2 separate regions of the Mus musculus genome follow, and region 2 is linked to region 1. The links are chromatin loops, found by intact Hi-C in ENCODE. Cell type or tissue: heart. All regions are shown on one strand.

What was found. Peaks named below come from ENCODE experiments on the same cell type or tissue, not always from the same donor. Only the 100,000 strongest peaks of a DNase experiment are listed, where the experiment ranks them.
Region 2: a loop joins it to region 1, with 5 times the contacts of the local background. A loop is called at or near these places in 7 of 42 quality-filtered maps.

What each region holds. Positions count from the first base shown.
Region 1 is chr2:30,269,424-30,271,923 of GRCm38, reverse strand. It overlaps Phyhd1 (phytanoyl-CoA dioxygenase domain containing 1), which reads right to left. Exons shown (of 11, transcript NM_001252570.1): 2 at 2,077-2,235. Among named protein-coding and RNA genes, the nearest start is that of Phyhd1, 3.9 kb to the right of the region's middle. In heart, a CTCF peak has its summit at 1,484 (motif pointing right); DNase peaks (open chromatin) are centred at 1,603, 2,133 and 2,223; H3K27ac peaks cover 737 bases.
Region 2 is chr2:30,127,444-30,129,943 of GRCm38, reverse strand. No RefSeq gene overlaps it. Among named protein-coding and RNA genes, the nearest start is that of Zer1, 4.1 kb to the right of the region's middle. In heart, a CTCF peak has its summit at 967 (motif pointing left); no DNase peak of the experiment used is centred here.

The sequences.
Region 1 (2,500 bases):
TTTTCTCAAGACAGGGTTTCTCTGTGTAGCCCTGGCTGTCCTGGAACTCACTCTGTAGACCAGGCTGGCCTAGAACTCAGAAATCCACCTGCCTCTGCCTCACAAGTGCTGGGATTAAAGGCATGTGCCACCACGCCTGGCGGTTGTGCCTATTTTATATTCAGTATCTTAGGTGGTGTGTGGAGTCCTGAGCTAAAAATGACACAATTGTGGCCGACAGATCTCTGTGTGATTGAGGCCAGCCTGGGCTACACAGCAAGTTCCAGGACAAACAAGGCTATAAAATAAGACCCTGTCTCAAAACAAACAAGCAAATATTCTATCTGAACAGTGCTAGCAATACATACATTACAAAACCTTGCTGTGTCTCCTACAGAAGGTGCCTCTCCCTGTCTCCGCCCAGCACTGCAGCTGTATTGCCGGGGAAAAGAGCAAAGTTTAAGTGCAAGGTCATTGCTTCTTAGGGCTGGGAAGATGGCTCAGTGAGCTCTTTTAAGAACCCAGGTTCAAGCCGGGCATGGTGGCACATGCCTTTAATCCCAGCACTCGGGAGGCAGAGGCAGGCAGATTTCTGGTTCGAGGCCAGCCTGGTCTACAGAGTGAGTTCCAGGATAGCCAGGGCTCTACAGAGAAACCCTGTCTCGAAACAACCAAAAAAGGGCTGGTGAGATGGCTCAGTGGGTAAGAGCACCCGACTGCTCTTCCGAAGGTCAGGAGTTCAAATCCCAGCAACCACATGGTGGCTCACAACCATCTGTAACAAGATCTGACGCCCTCTTCTGGAGTGTCTGAAGACAGCTACAGTGTACTTACATATAATAAATAAATAAGTCTTTAAAAAAAAAAAAAAAAGAAAAACCAAAAAAAAAAAAAAAAGGAAAGAAAAAAAAAAAAAAAAAGAACCCAGGTTCAATTCCAGCACCCCAAACCACACCACCATCTCCACTTCTTCTTCTTCCTCCTCCTCTTCTTCATTTGTTTTTGATTTTTTTTTTCAACACAATTCCTCTGTATCTGGCTATCCTAGAACTCACCTTGTAGAGTGACCAGCCTAGAACTCACTGAGATTCACCTGCCTCTGTGTCCTGTGTTGTGTGCATTGGTGTTTTGCCCACGTGTATATCTGTATGAGTATTGGGCCCCTGGAACTGGAAGTACATGAGCTACCATGTGGGAACTGGGAGCTGGGAATTGAACCTTGGTCCTCTGGAAGTGCAGCCAGTATGCTCAACCAATGAGCCATATCTCTAACATCACCCTTTCTTCTTTCAACATTCCTACCTCTGCAACCACCGGACTGTTAGAGTCTTCTCGGTAAGTAACTAGGGAGAGGGACAGGGTTCGGCCCCCTCATTCCTTAGAGTGTGTCTGTCCTGCTAGTTGGAAAAATTCTCAGTCTGTTATGTGTCTTCTTCTGAAGCCTCCATCCTTCCTCCTCCCCTCTCTGGGAGAAAGCAGTTTCTGGCTGCTGTAATTCTATTTATGTCCACCAGATGGCAGAAGCCCCTTGGCATCAGTATAAGGTGAGCCCTGTTGCCTGAACCACTAAAAAATTCAGACTAAGAAGGGTTAAGGGAACTGGTTGGAAGAACCACCTATCCTGCCAAACTGTGTTGAGTCTGAGGAAGCAAGAGGCCTTCCTAGTCTGGTTGGGAGATGACTCACCCAAGAGTGGCCTATCACAGGGCTCACTCTGGTCACAGAGAGTTCTTTGTGACCAGAGAATTTGAGAAACTGCAGCAGGTCAACGACCAGCATCATTTGATATCAGAGAGGTGGATTCAAGTCTCTATCAGTTACAAACTGTGTGGTTGGAGCAGCACAATATTACCCAGAGAAAAGCCCCGCTTTTCCCATTGCCAAGCGAGAATAATAATAGCCACCTTATAAATTCATAGTGTGGAGGAATACAGCACAGCTCTTTAGCCTGGTACCCGGCATACAGATGGCTGAGGTCTGATCCCTTGTCAGAAGTCTGTGTGTGGCCTTAGGGTCCTCCCGTCCAGTCCAGACTGCTGCCTAAGACTGAGCACCCACCAAAACCAGACGCCCACCCTCAGCGCCCCAGGTACCTGCCTGGGTTTGAAGTTGCTCATCTTCCTGGGTGGAAAATTCTGTCCGGCAGTGCAGAGGGACATCCATCTCAGCTACAATCTCACCGATCCTCTGCTGCATGGCCACACACTCATCCGCTGTGAAGAATCCTTCCAACAGCAGAAACCCGTCCTCCTGGAACTGCAGCAGGGACAAGACTCAGGCTCCTTCCGCCCTCGCTCATTCCTTATATCCATGTTGGACCACAAACTCGAACCAAGATCAAGTGTCCTGCTCATGGCTCTGCCCCCCACCCTGGACATGGGCATCCAGTGCTTAGTGAGGAGCCGTCAGTACTGGCTGCTTGCATCTTATCGAGGAAGGGGAAGTGGCAGCTGCCTCTGCTCTTGCCCTCCAATGGGTTTGGGACATACGGAAACATTTGCTCATTTGTGTGTTAAAGTGC
Region 2 (2,500 bases), 140 kb after region 1:
CCGGTAAAGTGCCGGCCCGCCTGCCCAGCAAGCCTCAGCTGCCGAGCTAAGCCCCCAGCACCCATGTGAAATCTGCAGTTGTGACAAACTCAGAGTCAAATACTTCCAGGGTTAGTGAGAAACCTGTCTCCAAAAACAGTGACTGAAGAAGATATCCAACATCAACCTCTGGCATCTGAACTGACAGCTACCCCTCCCCCATGGCACTTCTAGAACTTGTTATGTAGACCAGGCTGGCCTTTAACCTACAGAGATCTGCCTGCTTCTGCTTCAGGAGTGCTTGGATAAAAAGGCATGTGTCACTATCTATGCCTGGCCCACAAAAATTCATTTAATAAGATCTATCTATCTATCTATTTATGCAATATATGCCAGGCTGGTCTCAAACTCACAGAGATCCTCTTATCTCTGCCTCCTGGATCAAAATCATGCACTGACAAACCCATCATTCTTTTAAATATTTTCAGGTTGTTCTAGTGTTTAAAGAAAGCAACAGATTTTCTATTCTATTGTATCTTACAATCTCATTGGATTTATTTCTCAGCACTCACATGTTGTGAAATAAGGATTATCAACTTGCATTTCTGTCTTTCTTTCTTTCTTTCTCTCTTCCCTTCTTTTTTAAAAATCGATGCTGTTAGCCGGGCAGTAGTGGCACACGCCTTTAATCCCAGCACTTGGGAGGCAGAGGCAGGCAGATTTCTGAGTTCAAGCCAGCCTGGTCTACAGAGTGAATTCCAGGACAGCCAAGGTTACACAGAGAAACCCTGTCTTGAAAAAACAAAAAACAAAAAATCTATGCTGTTGAGGATGTATAATGGCACTTTTGTTTTCTTTAAAAACACAAAAATAGGGGCTGGAGAGATGACTCAGTGGTTAAGGGCACTGGCTGCTCTTCCTGAGTCTAATTCCCAACAACCACATGGTGGCTCACAACCATCTATAATGAGATATGGTGCCCTCTTCTGGCCTTCAGTATATATGCAGGTAGGACGCTGTATACATAATAAATAAGTAGATCTTTAAAAAAAAATCTACAGAAAATTATAAGAATGTGTTTTTGTTTTAACCCTGGGTGTGGGATGTGGGGCTGCTTTGCACTGACCACAGACGCTGACTATGATTTGCCTGGTGCTCTAGCAATGGTGTGCTTTTGCCAGCTGCAGATAATTTCTGTGATGGTGCAAAGTTTGGAATGCTAGGGACGTTTCAGAGGATATATATAAGGCCGGGTGTGGTAGTACATGCTTTTAATCCCAGCACTTGGGAGGCAGAGGCAGGCGGATTTCTGAGTACGAGGCCAGCCTGGTCTACAAAGTGAATTCCAGGACAGCCAGGGCTATACAGAGAAACCCTGTCTCAAAAAAACCAATAAAATAAAATAAATGCTAGGGCCCAGAGAGGTATGGTGGGTTGTGGTTTGTTAAGTAGTCGTGCAGAAAGAAACAAGAAGAAATTAGATACCCTGACAGCAAAGATCAAACTTGCCCCCAGGAACTCACTACCCCTAGTCAGTAGGCTCCTTAATGATAGTCTTAATGATAATGTTGCTTCCCTAACTTTATTCAGGGATCTCCTTCCTTTCCTCTCTATCCTTTTTTCTGTTATCTAGTGTTGGGGGGCAGAGGGGGAGAAGGGTGGAAGAAAGAAGAACCCACAAAGTAACCAACACCGGCTACAAATATGTGTAACCCTGTGTTGAGTAGACAGAAGAGGCCATCTTTCCCTTTTCCCTGATCTTGGAGTAAAAACTTACCATTTTTCACAATATTGTGTCAACTCTGATTTTTTTAATTTGGCTTTTATGATATTATGAATTTTTTTCTGTCCCAACTTAACTAAGGAGTTTTGTTTGTTTGTTTTTGTTTTGGTGGTGGTGGTTGTTGTTGTTTTCTTTTTCGAGACAGGGTTTCTCTGTATAGCCCAGGCTGTCCTGGAACTCACTTTGTAGACCAGGCTGGCCTCGAACTCAGAAATCCACCTGCCTATTCCTCCCGAGTGCTGGGATTAAAGTCGTGCACCACCACGCCCGGCGTTTGGCTTGTTTTTTGAGAACAATGTCTTATTATATAACCATGACTGGCCAGAAACTCTATATAGACCAGGCTAGCCTCAAACTCAGAAGAGCAGGCTATTAGGTAGCCTGGAGTGACCTCTATGTAGCCAAGTATGACCTGGAATAACATTAGGTGATCCTCCTGCTTCTACACAAGTACTGGGATCACAGCCAGACAGGGTTAAATCTTTTTTTTTTTTTAATTTTATTGATTTTATATATGTGAGTACACTGTCACTGTCTTTAGACACACCAGAAGAGGGCATCAGATCCCAGTTCAGATGGCTGTGAGCCACCATGTGGTTGCTGACAGTTGAACTCAGGACCTCTGGAAGAGCAGACAGTGTTCTTAACTGTTTTTTGATTTGTTTTGTTGTTGTTGTTGTTGTTGCTGTTGTTTTTGAGACAAGGTTTCTCTGTATAGCCCTGGCTGTCCTGGAACTC